Regions from separate parts of the Homo sapiens genome. Here region 1 is linked to region 2. Evidence: read pairs that join two places in POLR2A ChIA-PET (ENCODE). Cell type or tissue: HCT116. All regions are shown on one strand. Each heading gives the region's core, and the rest is flanking DNA. Links, peaks and the distances in the headings are about the cores only. Region 1 overlaps PATJ (PATJ crumbs cell polarity complex component). Region 2 overlaps PATJ (PATJ crumbs cell polarity complex component).

The links. Peaks named below come from ENCODE experiments on the same cell type or tissue, not always from the same donor. Only the 100,000 strongest peaks of a DNase experiment are listed, where the experiment ranks them.
Region 1: POLR2A ChIA-PET joins it to region 2 with 5 read pairs; 3 of 35 experiments call an interaction of 5 or more read pairs at or near these places.

The regions. Positions count from the first base shown.
Region 1 is chr1:61,780,699-61,789,740 of GRCh38, forward strand. It overlaps PATJ (PATJ crumbs cell polarity complex component), which reads left to right. Exons shown (of 44, transcript NM_001350145.3): 8 at 7,056-7,274. Among named protein-coding and RNA genes, the nearest start is that of PATJ-DT, 42 kb to the left of the region's middle. In HCT116, for the core only: no CTCF peak of the experiment used is centred there; no DNase peak of the experiment used is centred there.
Region 2 is chr1:61,832,561-61,841,602 of GRCh38, forward strand. It overlaps PATJ (PATJ crumbs cell polarity complex component), which reads left to right. Exons shown (of 44, transcript NM_001350145.3): 17 at 1,094-1,225. Among named protein-coding and RNA genes, the nearest start is that of MIR12132, 9.0 kb to the right of the region's middle. In HCT116, for the core only: no CTCF peak of the experiment used is centred there; a DNase peak (open chromatin) is centred at 5,331; H3K27ac peaks cover 960 bases.

The sequences.
Region 1 (9,042 bases), core at 3,282-5,781, 52 kb before region 2:
AACAACAAAGGGTCAAGTAAATTTAAACAAAATCCAATAGGTTTCTTTACTGTAAGAATTTTCTGAGCTTTTAAAATACTAACATGCTTTATGAATTTTCACAAGAATAAGATGTGCAGAGTTTCCCAGATTAATCCCATTGAGGCATTGTTGGAAAAAGCCCAAGTCTGATTTTCGCCCTTTACTGGAAGGGATCGTCACTATTTCAGATCATCAAAGAGGAGGTAGAGGGTATGCTTGTCATAGGGTCATAAGTGCTCAAAGAGAAGGAAGTACTTACGCCAGACATTGTTATCTGCTTAATGTACATTATTCTCATGTAACCTTCAAAATACTCTTAGAAGTTTTATTCCCAAATTATAGATATGGAAACCATTAAGAAATTGCCCTAGGTTACAGCAGCTAGGTGAGCCACAAAGTCAGGATTGAGCCCGTACCTGTTTGATTCTGAAGTCTGAGCTTTGTTGTTTGAATTTATCCAAAGTTAATCCTAGTGTTTTCCTTTTCCTGATATACACCTGTGCACAATTGTTCACATCCATCAACAGGGAGTAGCCAGCTCTAGGAACAAGAGAGCTATTATCTCTTCTAGGGCATATGGTAAGGCCTAGCCATAGGGGACAGAGCACTATTCACTTCTCCTTTCCTCTCATGTCAGCTGATGGCAGATAAAATCTCTTCAGCCTTCTTGCTATAACCAACTTATCTCCTTCCTCAGCCTGGCCCCATTTGTTGCTTATTACCAGTCAATGTTATGCTTTCTATAACTCATGAAATGACTTAAGCTGCAGCACCCTCAGGCCCTAGGCTATGGCACAAGATGTGGTATACACCCTCCCTATTATCTACCTTTGGAGAAATTCTCAGCACACCTACATCCAAATTAGCCTCTGAAAGGAAAGAGCATAGGATTATAGTGTGTGAGCTTTAGAATCAGACAGATGAAGGCTTGAATTCTGGATCCACCTCTCACCCTGGGCAATTGACTTCTTGGCTTAATTCTATGTTTCTAAAATAGTCCCCAAGACCACTAGATTTGATGACTTGCTAGGAGGTTTCATAGGACTCAGCATACAGTTACACCCACAGCTATATTTATTACAGTGAAAGAATACAAAGCAAAATCAACATGGAAAAGGTGCATGAGGTGGAGACTGGAGGAAACCAGGCACAAGCTTCCACGAGTCCGCTCCCCATGGAGTCATATAGGACAGACACACTTAAGTCTTCCAGTGGTGAATTATGACCACACATCTGAAATGTCTGCCATGGAAGCCCATCAGAGACTCTGCACAGGGTTGTTACTGGATGCTGGTCACATAGGCACACACTGTGTAGCATATACCGAAGTCCTAGACTTGCAGAAGAATGCAGGTGTTCAGGAGAGACTACACTTTAGGCACCTAGAGCCATTTTTACCAGGGAATGGTGAGAACCCTCACAGAATCTAAGCTCCCAGGTGTTAGCCAAGGGCTAACCTTGTGAGAAGGCCTTTCCAAGGAAAGTAGTCTTAGGCCTGCCATTAATGCTTTTTTTTATTTTTTGGCAGGAGATAATTTTGCTTGCCTTAAATAAGAGGCTGTGTGAAAATTCAATGTTAATCAATGTAACATGCTTAGCACAATGCCTCTTAGTTCCCAAAATGCTTATAACCCACTGGGAGAGAAATGTATTCTCATTTTGCTTAAGAAGGATCTGAGACTTAGGGAGGATGAACAACTGACCTTTGGCCATACACTTTGTCCAAAGTAGAGCTAAGATTTGAACTTGGGTGCATCTGACTCCAAAGCCCTTACCTGTCTTTCTGTTGTGTCCTGCTGCTAATGATGTAAAAGAAATGAAGTAGAAAATAGCATTTATTTATTTTAAAAAATTGATTTATAGGAATCTTTTAAGAAACATTTGTTGAGATCTAGTTACAATGTCCAATCAGTTAATATAATCAGGCCAATTCCATGGATAGAGAAATTCTATGATATTAAAAGGGTAGCTAAAAGGCCTATCTCCCTGTAAGCCTCAGAGCCTCTCCAAAATTCACAGTGCTTGAAACACTCACCTTGAGAACATTCTATCAGTTGTGGCAAGAGTTAAACATTTTTTTGGGAGGTACTTTTTGTTTTGTTTTGTGTGACATTGATAACAGGCAGTGTAAAACCCTTGAAGTGCAGAAACCTCTTTCATGTGGTCTGGCGAAGTTCTAGGGCGGTCAGGTATACCGGAATACCTCGTTGTCTTCAGAACACAGCCTATTTAAAGGTTGTCATAAATGATTGACATTTTGGTATGAAACAGTTATAATATGAGTCTACTGACTACCCAGTAACCTAATACTAGGAAGGAATGGAACCAAGCAAGGGTTTGAGGGTGGATGTGAACTTTGAGAGACTTTCAGTGTAGAGTAAGGAAGGCCCAGCTTGAGGTCACTAAATGGTTGGTTAGTCCCAAGCAATTTTGCTTTGAGTGATTATATAAACAGATATTTTCTTTATCTATAAAAATCAGTTAATGAGTGCTCTGGGAATTTGAGTAGGATAGGATAGTTTCTTTAATTCCTTTAGGGAAACAGTGTATTTTATTTTGTAAAGTTACCCTTTTCTATCAATGGCATGTTGCCTTTTGATTGAAGACCAATAATAAAACTGGCCTGGAATCAAACATAGTTATGATTTCATTGTCTGAGTTGTGGAAGTATTTGGTGCCTTTTTTTTTCCTTTCTTTTCTTTTCTTTTTTTTTTTTTTTTTTAAATAGAGACAGAGTCTTGCTCTGTCACTTTGGCTAGAGTGCAGTGGTGCGATCCTAGCTCACTGCAGCCTCCAACTCCTGACTTCAAGCAGTCCTCCCAAAGTGCTGGGATTACAGGCATGAGCCATGGTACCTGGATTCATTTTTTAGTTTTTGAAGAAACAAATTTGATTTCTTCTTTTGTAGCTCAGGTCTGAATTCCTATAGGTTTAAAATTTTTTTTTTAAATTATCATCCACAACAGCATATCAGAGAAGTTAAAATGCAAAGTAATGTGAGTTTTTTTTTAGCCCAGAGTTGCTACTTTTTTTTTTTTTTTTTTCTGAGACAGGGTGTTGCTCTGTTGCTCAGGCTGGAGTGCAGTGGTATGATTTTGGCTCACTGCATCCTCCACCTCCCAGGTTCAAGTCTTGTGCCTCAGCCTCCCATGTAGCTGGGATCACAGGCGCTCACCACCATGCCCAGCTAATTTTTGTGTTTTTAGTAGATATGGGGTTTCACCATGTTGGCCAGGCTGGTTTGGTGATAGAGTGAGACTCCCTCTCAAACAAAAACAAAAACAAAAACTCCTGACCTCAGGTGATCTGCCCACCTCGGCCTCCCAAAGTGCTGGGATTACAGGTGTACATTCACTGTAAGTGTGTGATACCCTGTTGCTTCAGCTGTTTTAATTTTTCTGCCTTTCATACTATCTTTGCCAATATGCATAATTTTTTTCTCTTTTGAAAGAATCTATGGATTAATAAAACTTTTATATGTGAATGTTTGATTAGCACGCTACGTACTTGAATCTTGGCATAGCTATTTATTGGTTTTCATTGATTGATGATTTCTGTTAAAGAACAAAAGGGACTTTATGCCTTTTAGTTTCCTCACACAGAAGACAGGTTATGGACGGAAAATGTTGATCAGAAAATATCAATAAAATGCAGACTGGGGCTGCTGGACTTAGACAAGGTAGCTGTCATTTTGGTGTCTTTCTATCAATCTGACTAATGACTATTTTTGTACTTATGAATTCTTCAGAACACCTGCTTTTCTGTAGCAAGAAAATGTTTGACTTTCAGTGACAGATGCAAATTATCGACATCATTTTAAATTAAGAGTTGAGATAAAATAGAAGAAAAATAATGCCTAGGAAGTGACTAAAAATATACTTTATGATAAAATGCCCTTCTTTGGCCAAGCCAAGTATGAAAACACTTATTAGACATATATATTTTTTAATTTTTTGATCAGTGCATAATTCTGTTGAAGAATAGTTTGATTTACAGAGGCAACTTTACCCTTATTTTTCATCAGCACCACTGACTTTCTCTTAAGTAGTTGCTTATGTTGTTTCAAGTCTGTTGCATGCATGAAAACAGAATATCAGATTATCACTATTAAAGTAGAAATCCAGCAATTCTTCATTCTTTTTTTCATAACAATGTCCTCCTTGCCTCTGTTTCTGTTTTCTAAGTCTTTCCAGATGTTTCTGAATTAAATTGCATTTCCGCTGCACCACTTCTCTACACTTCCAGTCCCTTCTAGTGGCTTCTGCAGCATTTACAACAAAGCACAGAGCTTTGTACGTATTATTTCAATCTAAAGCATTCCTTCATTTAGGTTCCTGTAAAATTGGAGAAAAGGAAGGATGGAGAATAGACTTTTCAGTCTAAGGGTTTTTTAAAAAACTTCTTCCTTCAGATTGTCGTCTTTAGCTTGCGGTGGTGCCACCTGGAACTAGGAATTTGAAGCTCAGAACTGGATTAACCCAGTAGTCATTGCTCTCTTTTCAAGCTTTCTCTCCATGTTGCAGGATATCTATTTTTCATCTTCATTTCATTCAAACTTTTTGAGAGTTATAGGCAGTTTCTTGGAGAATAGGAAAGCAATAAATTTACTATCTACTAGCAGCCTTTGCTTGTAGGAGATTGACTTGCTACAGTAATGTTACTCTGGAGATACTGAAGTATAAGGCAAATAACTGAAATGAGAATAGTCTTCGGTGAGCAACTTGGATTCAGCTTTGGTTCAACCTTTTTATCAGCTTTGTGACCTTGGTCAAGTCAGTCAAACTGTTTGTATCTCAATTTTCTCATTTGAAAGTTGTCCTTCTCTAAGTGAGATGGTACATGAAAGTGATTTTGAACCTGTAAGGTGCTCTGCATGTATAAGTTTAAATGAAGCCAGCTGTGTTAACATTGTGGTATCTTTAATACACTATAATAAAGTGAATTCAGAATTTCTGACTAAACAAATTTAGGAAAAATTTTGTAAAAATTAGCTGTTTCAAAAATTTATCAAAGAAGGGAAATGATGAACACTTTGAACAGATACTCATTTTGATAAATTATTATTTACCTTCTGTGTATGAAATATACATACATATAAAAGAATGTATATAATATCTGTACACATTTTAAATGATAATTAAAACAATAATTATTTGCAAGACCAACTTGGGCAACAGAGTGGGTCTCTATCTCAACAAAACAAAACAATAATTACCAGTGTGTAATACATACCACCTAGCTTAAGAAATATAACATTATGTATCTTTTCTTTCAACTCATCTGGAATCTTGACTTATTTATTTATTTATTTTATTTTTATGAGGTAGAGGCTTGCTCTGTCGCCCAAGCTGGAGTGCAGTGGCGTGATCTTTGCTCACCGCAACCTCCGCCTCCCAGGTTCAAGTGATTCGCATGCCTCAGCCTCCCGAGTAGTTGAGATTACAGGCATGTGCCATCACACCTGGCTAATTTTTGTATTTTTAGTAGAGATGGAGTTTCTCCATGTTGGCCAGGCTGGTCTCGAACTCCTGGCCTCAAGTGATCCACCCACCTTGGCCTCCCAAAGTGCTGGGATTACAGGTGTGAGCCACTGTGCTGGCAGAATCATGACTATAAATACCTCCTATGTGCTAATGACCCGCAAGGTGTTTTGTTGTTGTTGTTGTTTGTTTGTTTGACCTCTCCCCAGCTCCCAAATTTAAATACATAGTCTGGATTTCTCTACTGAACTTCAGGTTTGTGTATCTGGCTGTATACCTGTTACTTCTACTTGAATGTCTAATAGGTATCTAAGACAACAGCTCTGAAACTGAACTCCTGATTTCCACCTCGCCCATCTGTACCTCTGTAGTCTGCATCTCAGTTCATGGCAACTCTATCTTTCTAGTTGCTCAGGCTAAAAACTTGGAGTTTTGACTCCTTTTCCTCCCTCACAGCCCATATAGAAGCTATCTGCAGATCCTATTGACAGTTTATTAAAAATATATCTTGGCCGGGCGCAGTGGCTTATGCCTGTAATCCCAGCACTTTGAGAGGCTGAGGCGGGTGGATCAAGAGGTCAGGAGTTTGAGATCAGCCTGACATGGTGAAACCCCATCTCTACTAAAAATACAAAAATTAGCCGAGCGTGGTGGTGCGCGCCTGTAATCCCAGCTGCTCAGGAGGCTGAGGCAGGAGAATTGCTTGAACCTGGGAGGCGGAGGTTGCAGTGAGCTGAGATCATGCCATTGCACTCCAGCCTGGGCAACAGAGTGAGATTCTGACTCAAAACAAAACAAAACAAAAAACTATCTATCTATCTGTCTATCTATCTAGAATCTCACTTCTGAACACCCCAACTGTGAAACACACCCAAGCTATTGTGGATTATTGCTAAGGCCTCCCAACTTGTATCTTTGCTTCTATTGTTTCCTCTTCTGTAGTTTATTTTAAGCACAGAAGCTTGAATTATGTTGTTAAAGTCAGTCAGGTAATGTCACTCCTCTGTTTCAAAACTCTGCTCGATGCCTTCTCTTCCCAATCATGAAAAGAAGATGCCCTATACTGTCTGACTCCATTAACTCTCCCATCTCTTAGACTACTCTTCTTTTTCCTCATTTTCTTGTAGCCGCACTGGCATCTTTCTATTCCTCAAACATGTCACTGAGGATGTTGGTTGTGAAGTTCCCAGTTTTATGCTGGAGGCTTCTGTTCTGACCTTTCCTTCTTGAGGCCCTGGCCTTTCTGTCCTCTTCCTTGCACACGTGACCATTAACACCCAACTCTAGGCCATTAGGCATGAGCTTATACCCTCAACAAAGGCCTTTTTTAGAATACTGATTACTTTTCTCATTTTGAGCCATTCCTTTGTGTTCTACATGAAATTCCTTTACTCTTGCCATTTCAACCAGTTATTAACAGTATTCCATTTTATTCAGCATTTTAGGTGGCTTCTTTGTCAGCCATTTTGCCAGAGCTGAAAGTCTGATGAATTGTTATTAACCAGTGAAGTTACAGCATTTATTTCTCAAAATAATTTTGTCTTTTTCTTGAAGGATGGAAGACTCCAGACAGGGGACCACATCTTGAAGATTGGTGGCACAAACGTGCAGGGAATGACCAGTGAGCAAGTTGCACAAGTTCTAAGGAACTGTGGGAATTCAGTCAGGATGCTCGTTGCTAGAGATCCAGCTGGTGACATTTCAGTCACCCCCCCTGCCCCTGCAGCCTTACCTGTTGCCCTGCCTACTGTAGCCAGCAAGGGCCCTGGTTCTGTGAGTATACATATCATTCTTTCATCTTAAACCAAAGCCTGGGTGTGACACACTGTAAGATAAGAAATTCTTTCAACTTGAAGCACCACATTGGTGTGAGTTGTGCGCTCACTAGTGAAACAGGAAAAAAAAAACTTATTGGGAGACATTAGACATGTTGGTTTTCTGTTTCACTGTTTCTCAGGGTTAAGTCATTCAGCCTCCCTGAGCGTCAGTGACTTATTTATAAATTGAAGAATAATAATACTTGCCTTGTCTATTTCATTGGGCTGGTGAGGAGACATCCAGGTGGTGGAGGGAAAACTGTAAACACTGGCCGATGTGTGAGAATTATCACTGGTAGCCACAGGCTGGTTAAAGGGAATGGATATCAATAATATTTATTATACTAATTATTTTAATTATGTAATAATAATAGTTATTATTTTAAATTATCAAGCACCTGGAATTGCTCAGGTCATCTGAAATCTTCACAGTAATTCTGCCAGATAGGCCTTATTATACATTTAATAGATGAGGAAAATAAAGTCAAACATCATGTTAAAGACCTTATAGGGAGTAAGTTGCAAAACTGGAATTTGAATTCACATCTTTCTGGTCCATTCCAAACTCCTTCCCATTATCTCAACATGGGCTTTTAATGAAGACATAATAAAGTAAAAGCAAAGAAATAAGTTTTTTGTTTGTTTGTTTGTTTTGTTTTGTTTTGTTTTGTTTTTGAGATGGAGTTTTGCTCTTGTTGCCCAGGCTGGAGTGCAGTGGCACTATCTTGGCTCACTGCAACCTCTGCCTCCCAGATTCAAGCAATTCTCCTGCCTCAGCCTCCTGAGTAGCTGGGATTACAGACATGCACCACCACGCCTGGCTAATTTTGTATTTTTAGTAGAGATGGAGTTTCTCCATGTTGGTCAGGCTGGTCTCGAACTCCCAACCTCAGGTGATCCGCCCACCTCAGTCTCCCAAAGTGCTAGGATTACAGGCGTGAGCCACCATGATGACCAGAAATAGGTTTTGAAGGGAGGGTCCAGGAGGAAGAGGAAAGAAAAGAGAAATGGGCCAGATGCGGTGGCTTACGCCTCTAATGCCAGCACTTTGGGAGGCCAAGGTGGGTGGATCATCTGAGGTCAGGAGTTCAAGACCAGCCTGGCCAAGATGGCAAAACCCAATCTCTACTAAAAATATAAAAATTAGCCAGATGTGGCACACACCTGTAGTCCCAGCTACTTGGGAGGCTAAGGCTGGAGAATCATGTCAACCGAGGAGGCAGAGGTTGCAGTGAGCTGAGATTGCACCACTGCACTCCAGCCTGGCCAACAGGGCAAGACTCTATTAAAAAAATAAATAAATAAATAAAATAAAACAAAACAGACAAAAAAAAACTGAAACAAAAACAAAAGGAAAGAGAAATGATTATGGTGGAAAAGGGTGGAAGGCCACTGATTATCATCACCTGAGATGTCATTCTGTGTATTCTGGGAAGTTGTTGCCTTTCTCTACTTGGAACAGTATGAGTGGAAGTTTTCTATTTGAAATATCAGAACCTTTAAAAAGTTTCTCCAGCCGGTCTTGGTGGCTCATGCCTGTAATCCGAGCACTTTGGGAGGATGAGGTGGGTGGATCACATGAGGCCAGGAGTTCGAGACCAGCCTGGCCAACATGGTGAAACCTGACTCTACTAAAAATACAAAGGTTAGCCAGGATTGGTGGCACACGCTTGTAATTCCAGCTACTCAGGAGGCTGAGACAGGAGAATCACTTGAACCTGGGA
Region 2 (9,042 bases), core at 3,770-6,269:
AGTTTCAAGAGAAACACACTCAAAGATAGGTAATTTTTAATGTATTGAACAACTATTTATTGTGTGCCTACTATGAGCCAGGCATTATATAGTTGAGCTGATAACCATGGTAAACTCTGTGGTAGCCCTCACAGAGTTTCCATTCTAGCTTAGGAGCCAGGTATTTTGTTCATTGCTTGGGCTGTAAAAGATAATTTTTGAGCTTCAGATAGAAGTTTAGAGTATTTTGGGGGAATGTCAATCAGATGAAAACAATAGTACAATGCTATAATTAGTATAAAAACAGAAGGTTTTTTGAAGCAGCCATTCTTCTGCATAGTAGATTCATTGACCCTCTCATTTAACTTCCTGGAATTCCACATAGCAATGACTCTTCTTCCTAAAAAGACAGGGAGTCTAGAATAGAGGGACTTTCAGGAGTAAAATCAAGAAAAGTAACAAAGGACCTGTATACTGGGCAGTTGTGCTAACCTATTTCTTCTAAGATCAGATTTTCATTATTTCAACTCAGTGATTTTTATTCATTTTAGACTTAAATGATGTCCAAAGACTTGGATTTTTTTTTTCTCACCTTATTTTCTAGTAAAGCTTTTCTTGAAAACTTCCTGGAGCCAGCAGAAGTGGTTTCCCTGTTCTGCTCCAGCCTATCTCTGTGTTGATATTTCTTTCTTTGTCTCTCTCTGTAATTATGAAGCCAGGTATTGCTACTTACGTATCTTATAAGCTTCTACTTTGTATGATGTTTTCATTTACTTAAATTGCATATTTTTCCTTTTATGCTTCTAATGGGATGACAGAACTCATTGAAGTATAAGAGGTCAGTGTTAATACTTTGAATGAAATAAATTCTTCACATTAATAAAAAAAACTGTATGAACAGTCTGAATTTTTAAGCACTTGAATTTTTATAAGATCTTATCCTGGAGTGTGTGTGCCCCAGAGCATGCCCCTTTTACAAAGATTAAAAAGAAAAACTACGCATGCCAAAGAGAATTCTCAGTTTGAGAAGAAGCTGTGAGATTCTTGATGTGTGCATTCTTTTCAGAATTGAAAGCATAGTGTTTTGAAGCATTTATCTTCTTTGGTATTTCAGGTTGACCACAATATGGATGTCAATACTGAAGAAGATGATGATGGGGAATTAGCACTGTGGTCCCCTGAAGTCAAGATTGTTGAACTAGTAAAAGATTGTAAAGGTTTGGGATTCAGCATTTTGGATTACCAGGTATAAGAACCTGTGTAGAGGTGTTTTCTTTGGAGTGATTGGTTTGTATTAAAGTTATGGGAAGTAGCAATTGTTTAAGACCCCTATTGACTTAAGCAAAACTGAATCCCAAAGATGGGATATTATACTACTTTCAATTGTTACCTTTAAAATTAGTAGCTCCCTTAGTGAATAAAATGATGGATTATATAGGAACTGGACAATAAGGGAAGCAATAGTTATATATCCATGGGTGCTTTTAGAGCAGGATCTTGATGAACTTGTTTATATGGAGGACTTTTGTTCCTCAGCTTTATTCAGATATCTTTCACATACCATAAAATTCACCCATTTTAAGCATACAGTTCAGTCGTTTTTAGTATATTCACAGAGTTGTGCAACCATCACCACACTCTAATTTTAGAACATCTTCAACACCCAAAAAAGAAATCCCATACACATTAGCATTCGTTCCCAATTCATACTCTCCTCTCCCTCCCCTTCACATGAAGGTTTATAGTTTAGCTTACCTATTAATTTCAATGTGCTTAAATAAATAGAAGTGTTCTTGGTCAAGTTATATATTGCATTTATGTTAATACATAATATCTATGTATTTATTTATAGCTACTCCAATTATAACTAGGGTAAAGTTACCAATACATTTGGGGGAGGGAGATGTAAAAGGTCACAACAAGACATCTATGTTGTACGGTTCTACCAGTTACTGTCATATATTCAGACTGCTGATTATTTGGGGGAATTAAAATTGTTGCCAAGAAATCTCTTAACTTTTAAGATGCATATTTTACTACTTTGGTGCTGCCTTAACACATTGTGGTTTAGTAAAGCAAAATGTACTCTGTTAAAGCCCATAAAATGCCAAGTGATATTTAAAAATCAATTCTTTTTTAATATAATAAGGCAATCAGGAATAAATTAAAATAGTTTGAGCATTGTATAAGAATATTACGTTCTATTTTATTTATTTTTTTTGAGACAGAGTCTCGTTCTGTCTCCCAGGCTGGAGTGCAGTAGCATGCAACCTCTATCTCCCTGGTTCAAGTGATTCTACTGCCTTAGTGTCTTGAGTAGCTGAGACTACAGGCGCCTACCACTACACCTGGCTACATTTTGTATTTTTAGTAGAGATGGGTTTTCACCATGTTGGCCAGGCTGGTCTCGAACTCCTGACCTCAAGTGATCAGCCTGCCTTGGCCTTCCAAAGTGCTGGGATTACAGGCATGAGCCACTGTGCTCAGTCTAAATTCTGTATTTTGGCAGTGTGATTTAAATTTACTGAAAAAGAAATCTATTTCATTTTTGCTGGCATAGTTCTGTGCCAGATAGCCCTCTTCCTTTTTAGAATTTCTCTTTGGAATATTACTGAATGATAAGTTCTTGATTCCAAATATTTTGGAAAATATATTTATCAAGAAATCTGAACACAGTTAAGCATTTGCAAGTTTATATATTGGTTAATATTAGAGTATATAAAACAAATGGCAGGGACTCTTTTTTTTCCTTCCCCATTGTAGCTATATTATCTAGAACCACTAGGTGGTTAATAAATATTTGCAGAATGATTTAATAAAGTTTAGGTTAGCCAAAAATAGGCCTGACCTTTTTGTTTGTTTGTTTGTTTGTTTTCTGTTTTGAGACAGAGTCTCACTCTGTCGCCCAGGCTGGAGTGCAGTGGTGCGATCTTGGCTCACTGCAATCTCTGCCTCCTGGGTTCAAGTGATTCTTGTGCCTCAGCCTCTTGAGTAGCTGGGACTACAGGCACGCACCACCATGCCCTCCTAACTTTTCTATTTTTCGTAGAGATGGGGTTTCACCATTTTGGCCAGGCTAGTCTCGAACCCCTGACCTCAAGTGATTCCCCTGCCTCAGCCTCCTAATGTGCTGGGATTGCAGGCATGAGCTACCACGCCCAGCCTAGGTTAGCCAAAATTAACTGGAATTGAATGAACAAATTTAATGGGAATTTGAGGCATGAGCCACCATGCCCAGCCTAGGTTAGCCAAAATTAACTGGAATTGAATGAACAGATTTAATGGGAATTTGTTAATAATCGATTTTGATAATTGGGATTTAATTTAGAAGATACCTTTCAGATGTGGTCTTAGATATTCAGGTACATTTGCATTTCTATTATTGTAGGAATCTATATATATTTGCATTCTTATAATACATATTTATATCATAATGGTTGCTCTGATGCTCTTAACTGACATTATCTGTAAGTTTTATATTTTGAATAGTGCACATATTAAGTCAGAGAAATGTTTCAGAACTCAAAAAAATTCAGTAAAGGATGGAAAGAAAAACTAGATAGTCCTTAAGAATTTAATCCCTAGTTAAAAGGAAAACCCCCTTCTGAGCTTTACGCTTAAAAACATCTATAGTCAGTTCTAAATGTAGAATTTTTTGTTCTTCATTGCATTCCTGTAGGTATGTATTGTAACTTCTATTGTTTCTTGAAATTTTATTTTTAATTTATAGAATTATAGGATTTTCCTTTTCCTCTTATTTACCTCTCAATCAGCAGCACACATACTGACATTTGTTTCTGTACAAATTATGTAAAATAATTTTCTGCCAACAAAGGATTAGATATTCTTTTTGTCTTTGTGCTTCTTATAGAACATAACTACTTAATTTCCTAAAGGCCATTTTGATTCAGATTAAAGGGCTCATCTTATTTACTTCTACAGCTAAACCTTGGGGAATGGGGAGGGGAACACATTCAATCCTAACTTGGATGCTTTTCTTAAGTCAGTCTTAAGTGTACTTACAGATGTGTACAGCACATTTTTCACCATTTGTCAGTGGTACCTAGAACTGTTATCTACCATGACATTTAGATGACAGGTAAACACAACTCAAATTTGGTTTTGGGCAAGTTAATTAATCGGTTATACCATCCCTTGTTGTAATTAGGTAATAAATTCTAAAGTTCAAGAATATTTTTTGCAAGGCCAGGCAAAGGGTTTAGCAAAAGCCATGAAAGGCCACGTCCCTGGCTATTATTGCATTCAGCATGTCCTGTATGAATTTATTAGGTAGCTGAGTAGGGCCAAGGCAAATTCTTGCCCTGCCAGGCCTAGCATGTTCAGAACAAAAAGTACTGCAGAAACATTTAGCTACAGAGAGAAAGTATTGGTAGAGGGAGAGAACTTTTACGTTGTAAAGGGCTTACTTAGCATTATTGTAGAGATTGAAAATTTACTTTGGAATATCTCATTTCAGTTTAACCACTTTTCTCATGAACAGCCTTTTCTCTAGAACAAGAACTTTTTGAAGAGCCTAACAAAATTACATTAATCTATTTCATTGGTGTTTATGTACCTCCAAATTTATAAAATGGAGATAGTAATGTCTAGCACAAAGGATTGTGTGGTTTAAATGAATTAGTGTGTAAGGAAATAGGAAATGTTATGTTATTATGGAAATATATTAACAATTATTCAGTTTAGAAAATAAACACAAAAGTTTTTGATACTGTCCTCAAAGATGGCACCACACTATAATGTTTGTACTCTATCAATTCTTTAACTCTCTAGTTAGATTACAAAAATTAATAAGTAGATGCCTTTGTTTAGTGAAGTCTAAATTTAATCTTAAAATTGTATTCTAAAATGCAGCCAATTCTTGATGAGCCATATGTGAATTACCCAATTGTGGATTATTGGCCAGAAGTTTGCGTTTTATATAAATTGAACTGAACTTTAGGAAAAGAGACCAGGCGCAGTGGCTCACACCTGTAATCCCAGCACTTTGGGAAGCCAAAGTGGGCAGATTGCTTGAGGCCAGAAGTTTGAGACCAGCCTGGCCAACATGGTGACACCCTGTCTGTACTAAAAAATACAAAAATTAGCCAGGCGTGGTGGTGCATGCCTGTAATCCTAGCTACTCAGGAGGCTGAGGCAGTAGAATCCTTTGAGCCTGGGAGGCGGAGGTTACGGTGAGCTGAGATTGCGCCACTGCACTCCAGCCTGGGAGACAGAGTGAGACTCTGTCTTAAAAAAAAAAAAAAAAAAGGGAAAGATGAGTGAGCAGATAAAGGAGCTTGAATTAGTCTATAGAACAATAGGGTAGCTCTCTGGACCGGTCAGTGACTCAGAATATTGATGAAAGTTGTGTAACTGAGCAGAGAAAAGAGGTATGCCTTTATACGTGAAATGATCAGCTGAGTCTGATACACAGTTCTACAACTGAGTCATATGGCCAAAGTACAAAGTGTGAAAATTCATTTCATTAAAGACATTTTAAATTAGATTGGGTCAAAGACAAAAGAGAAAGCAACAGGGAAGACAATAAATGTGATTAGGTTATAAGTTTCTTTATTAGCTCTTAGGGTACAGTGGTAGTAGCTTTGTTGGCTATTATTTGAACAGAGGTAGAATATTTGTTAGTCTCAAATACGCCTAGCCACTTCATGTAGTGGCTAGTTAAAATCCCACTCTGTATGTGTGCCGTATTAGGAGATTCACTGATCTCCATTGTCATGCCTTATAGGATTGTGTCATGGCAAACAATGCGTGTAATTTGTCAAGAGCATGAATATGATGGCTTGACTGAGTACTCTGTTTCTTTTTTTTTTTTGAGATGGAGTCTTGCTCAGTCGCCCAGGCTGGAGTGCAGTGGCGCGATCTCAGCTCACTGCAAGCTCCACCTCCCGGGTTCACGCCATTCTCCTGCCTCAGCCTCCTGAGTAGCTGGGACTACAGGCACCTGCTACCACGCCTGGCTAATTTTTTTTTTTTTTTTTTTTTTGTATTTTTAGTAGAGACGGGGTTTCACCGTGTTAGCCAGGATGGTCTCGATCTCCTGACCTCGTGATCCACCTGCCTTGGCCTCCCAAAGTGCTGGGATTACAGGCGTGAGCCACTGCGCCCGGCCGACTGAGTACTCTGTTTCTAAGCAACAAAACTCTTCAGAAACTTGGTTATAAGTTTTTATACTGTAATTTCTTGCCAGTTTGTAGGTGAGGTTTTTATATTATACCTTAGTTATCTCTGTCTTCTTTCCCTAGTATTTATGTGTAATGTCTTTATTCCTTAGACTATGGTCTCCGTGGAAGATTACTGATACTCCCACTAGTATTAATAACAATGTTAGGTAACATTTACTGAATGTTTACTGAGTGCCAGGTAATGTTCTAATTGCTTTACATGTATTAGGCTATGTATTCCTCACATGAACCATATGAAAGAGATACTCTTATTGTTGTCATTTTAGAAGTGAAGAAACTGAGGCACAGAAAACTTAAGTAATTAGTCCAATTCATACAGGTAGTATATGGTAGAACTGAAGCAGTTGGGCCCCAGGTCTTTTTTTTTCTTTCTTTTTCTTCTGCCGCCGACTCCTCCACCAGGTCTATGCCTTTAACCATCATACTATACTGCTCTTTCCTTTGTGAGTGCTATTTCCATGTGCATTTTATTATAGGGCATCCATACAGTAAACTTATTACAGAAGACCTTTCTGTTTTTTCAGCTTGTGAAAAATTTCATATCTTAAAAACTAAGCTACTAGATAGTATTCTCATTTTTCATGCTTATATGAAAGTTTAGCAGGTATTAAAAATTAATATAGTGTGCTCATATGCATTGTGTAAGAGCTAGTTTTATTGCTTCAGAAGACCATCATTGCAAATTTAAGAATCCTAAACTAGTGCAAGTAATTTGTTGTGGGTTAATGTTCAATAATGAAACAATGATTAGGTAGTCCAAGAGTCTGTAATTTTTAATTTCTACCAAAAAGCTTGAAAAAAAATTAGAACTGTATGGATTTTACCTTCAGTTGACCTTATAAATTAAACATGGCAAGTAGATATTTTCTGGTGTTTTGATTTATGTTGAACTTTGAATAACCCCTCATGATTATAATTCACTGGAAATGTTTGACATTAGCTAATTTTTGAACATTAGCCATGATATTGCCATCCTTGGTACTTTTTGAATTTCAGTGATTTAGAAGATAAAATTTATTAACCAATAATTCTCCTCCCTCCTACATCCTATTCCTCATTCCTCTCCCCTCTTGAGTGACTCAATTTTTGCCAAAGCTGATATTTTTGAAACACTATTTTTATCTCTCTCAAAGTCTGAGAGAGATAAAAATAGAAATCATAATAACATAGCCATTGGGAGGTGATTCATATGTAAATACTGTTAGTAATGCTTTAAAAATTTGCTCGAAACCAAAGTCAAATGGCGACTCATTAAAAAGAATAGTGGAAATATTTCTCCCTATAAAAATTGACAGTTATTAATTTTTCTTAAAAGAGGAAATGGGTTATAAAACCAAAATATAAAATATTGCAGTGTTACTGAGTCTTGAATATAGTATGCCTTAGTATTTGTGCAAAAAATCTAGTGTGTAGTTTTGACTGCCTATTAACTCTGTTAGAATTCTCTTTTTAAAAGATTTATAAAAGTTGTAGGACGGGATTGTATACATTTCATGTATGTCTTTAAGTTGTCTTTTTCCTTACCCTATGCACAACAGAATGACTTTCTGAGCACATTGAAAATGTTTTAAAAATAGGTAATACATACATATGGCAGAAAAATTCAAAGGTGTATAAAGATATCCTGTGACAAGTAAATCTACCTCTGACCATAATCCCTTACTTCTTCCAGGTAAAAAACCTTGGTTTTTCTTGTCCATCCTTCCAGAAACATTTTATATATACATGGTTATATAAGTAATAGTACTTATTTAATTTTAAAAAAACTTTGACATATAAATGGATTATATCATACACACTTTAAAGGCTCTGTATTTTTTTTCTTAAAATTATATGCTCTTTCATTTTGGTACTTATAGAGCTACCTCTTTTTAATGACTACATAGTATTTTTATTGTTGATGTACAATAATTTATTTCATCAGCCTCCTGTACCCAGTTGGTGGGCATTTTAAGTAAGGCTTTAGTGGATATTTTTGTGATACTCTTTTGTTAAAAGGTGGGAATAAATCTTGTAATAGGTAGGTGATAAATTCCTAGAAGTGGAATTACTCATCAGAAGAGCATACTGTATCTTTTAAATTTTGGTACATATTTACCAAATAGCTTGCATTTAAGTTTGTGAGACTCAAATATATTTAGACCACTTAAAATGGATCCTTTCTTATGTAGAGTTATTTCTTTATTCCGATAATTCTCATGGAAGATAGTGTAAGCAGGTGTGTAATTCATGAATTTGCTAATGGTTTTCTATGATGTGGACAGATTAAGTGATAGCAATATATAACTATCAATTTTGTTTCAACTTTATATATGGCGGTAATTAATTTATTGGCCTTTGTAGCTAAGTGGGCATAAAGTGTTTATATTCAGACTATGATATTAGTGCCCCAAACTCTATTTCTATTTCTTCCACTTAATTTTATTTATTTATTTCTTCTTCCACAAATTTTAATCTTGTTTTACTTTTGTTTATTAGAGAATTTAGCTTAAAGTGGTGGGGTTGGGGGGAGGGCATTAGGACTTTAATTTTTACCAAGAGATTTGAGAATTTGAGTAAATGCTAATATCAGTATATAGTTTTCAATAGCCTGTGCAAGCCTACTGTCTTCATGTTCATCTTAGCTAATCAGTTTACAGAATGTAGGATTTAGCATTTGATAGGTATTGATATAATTTTAACACATTAATAGTATATAGAGTGGTAACACTATAAAGTCAGGTATGTAACCATATTATTTCCAGAATCTAAAATATAAAGGATAGGCATGTACTATAAGTTATTATACAGTTTCACATTAATGCTCAAGGGATCTTATAACATGGCCACTGACATCTAGGTTTTTTTTTTCTCTTGCCTT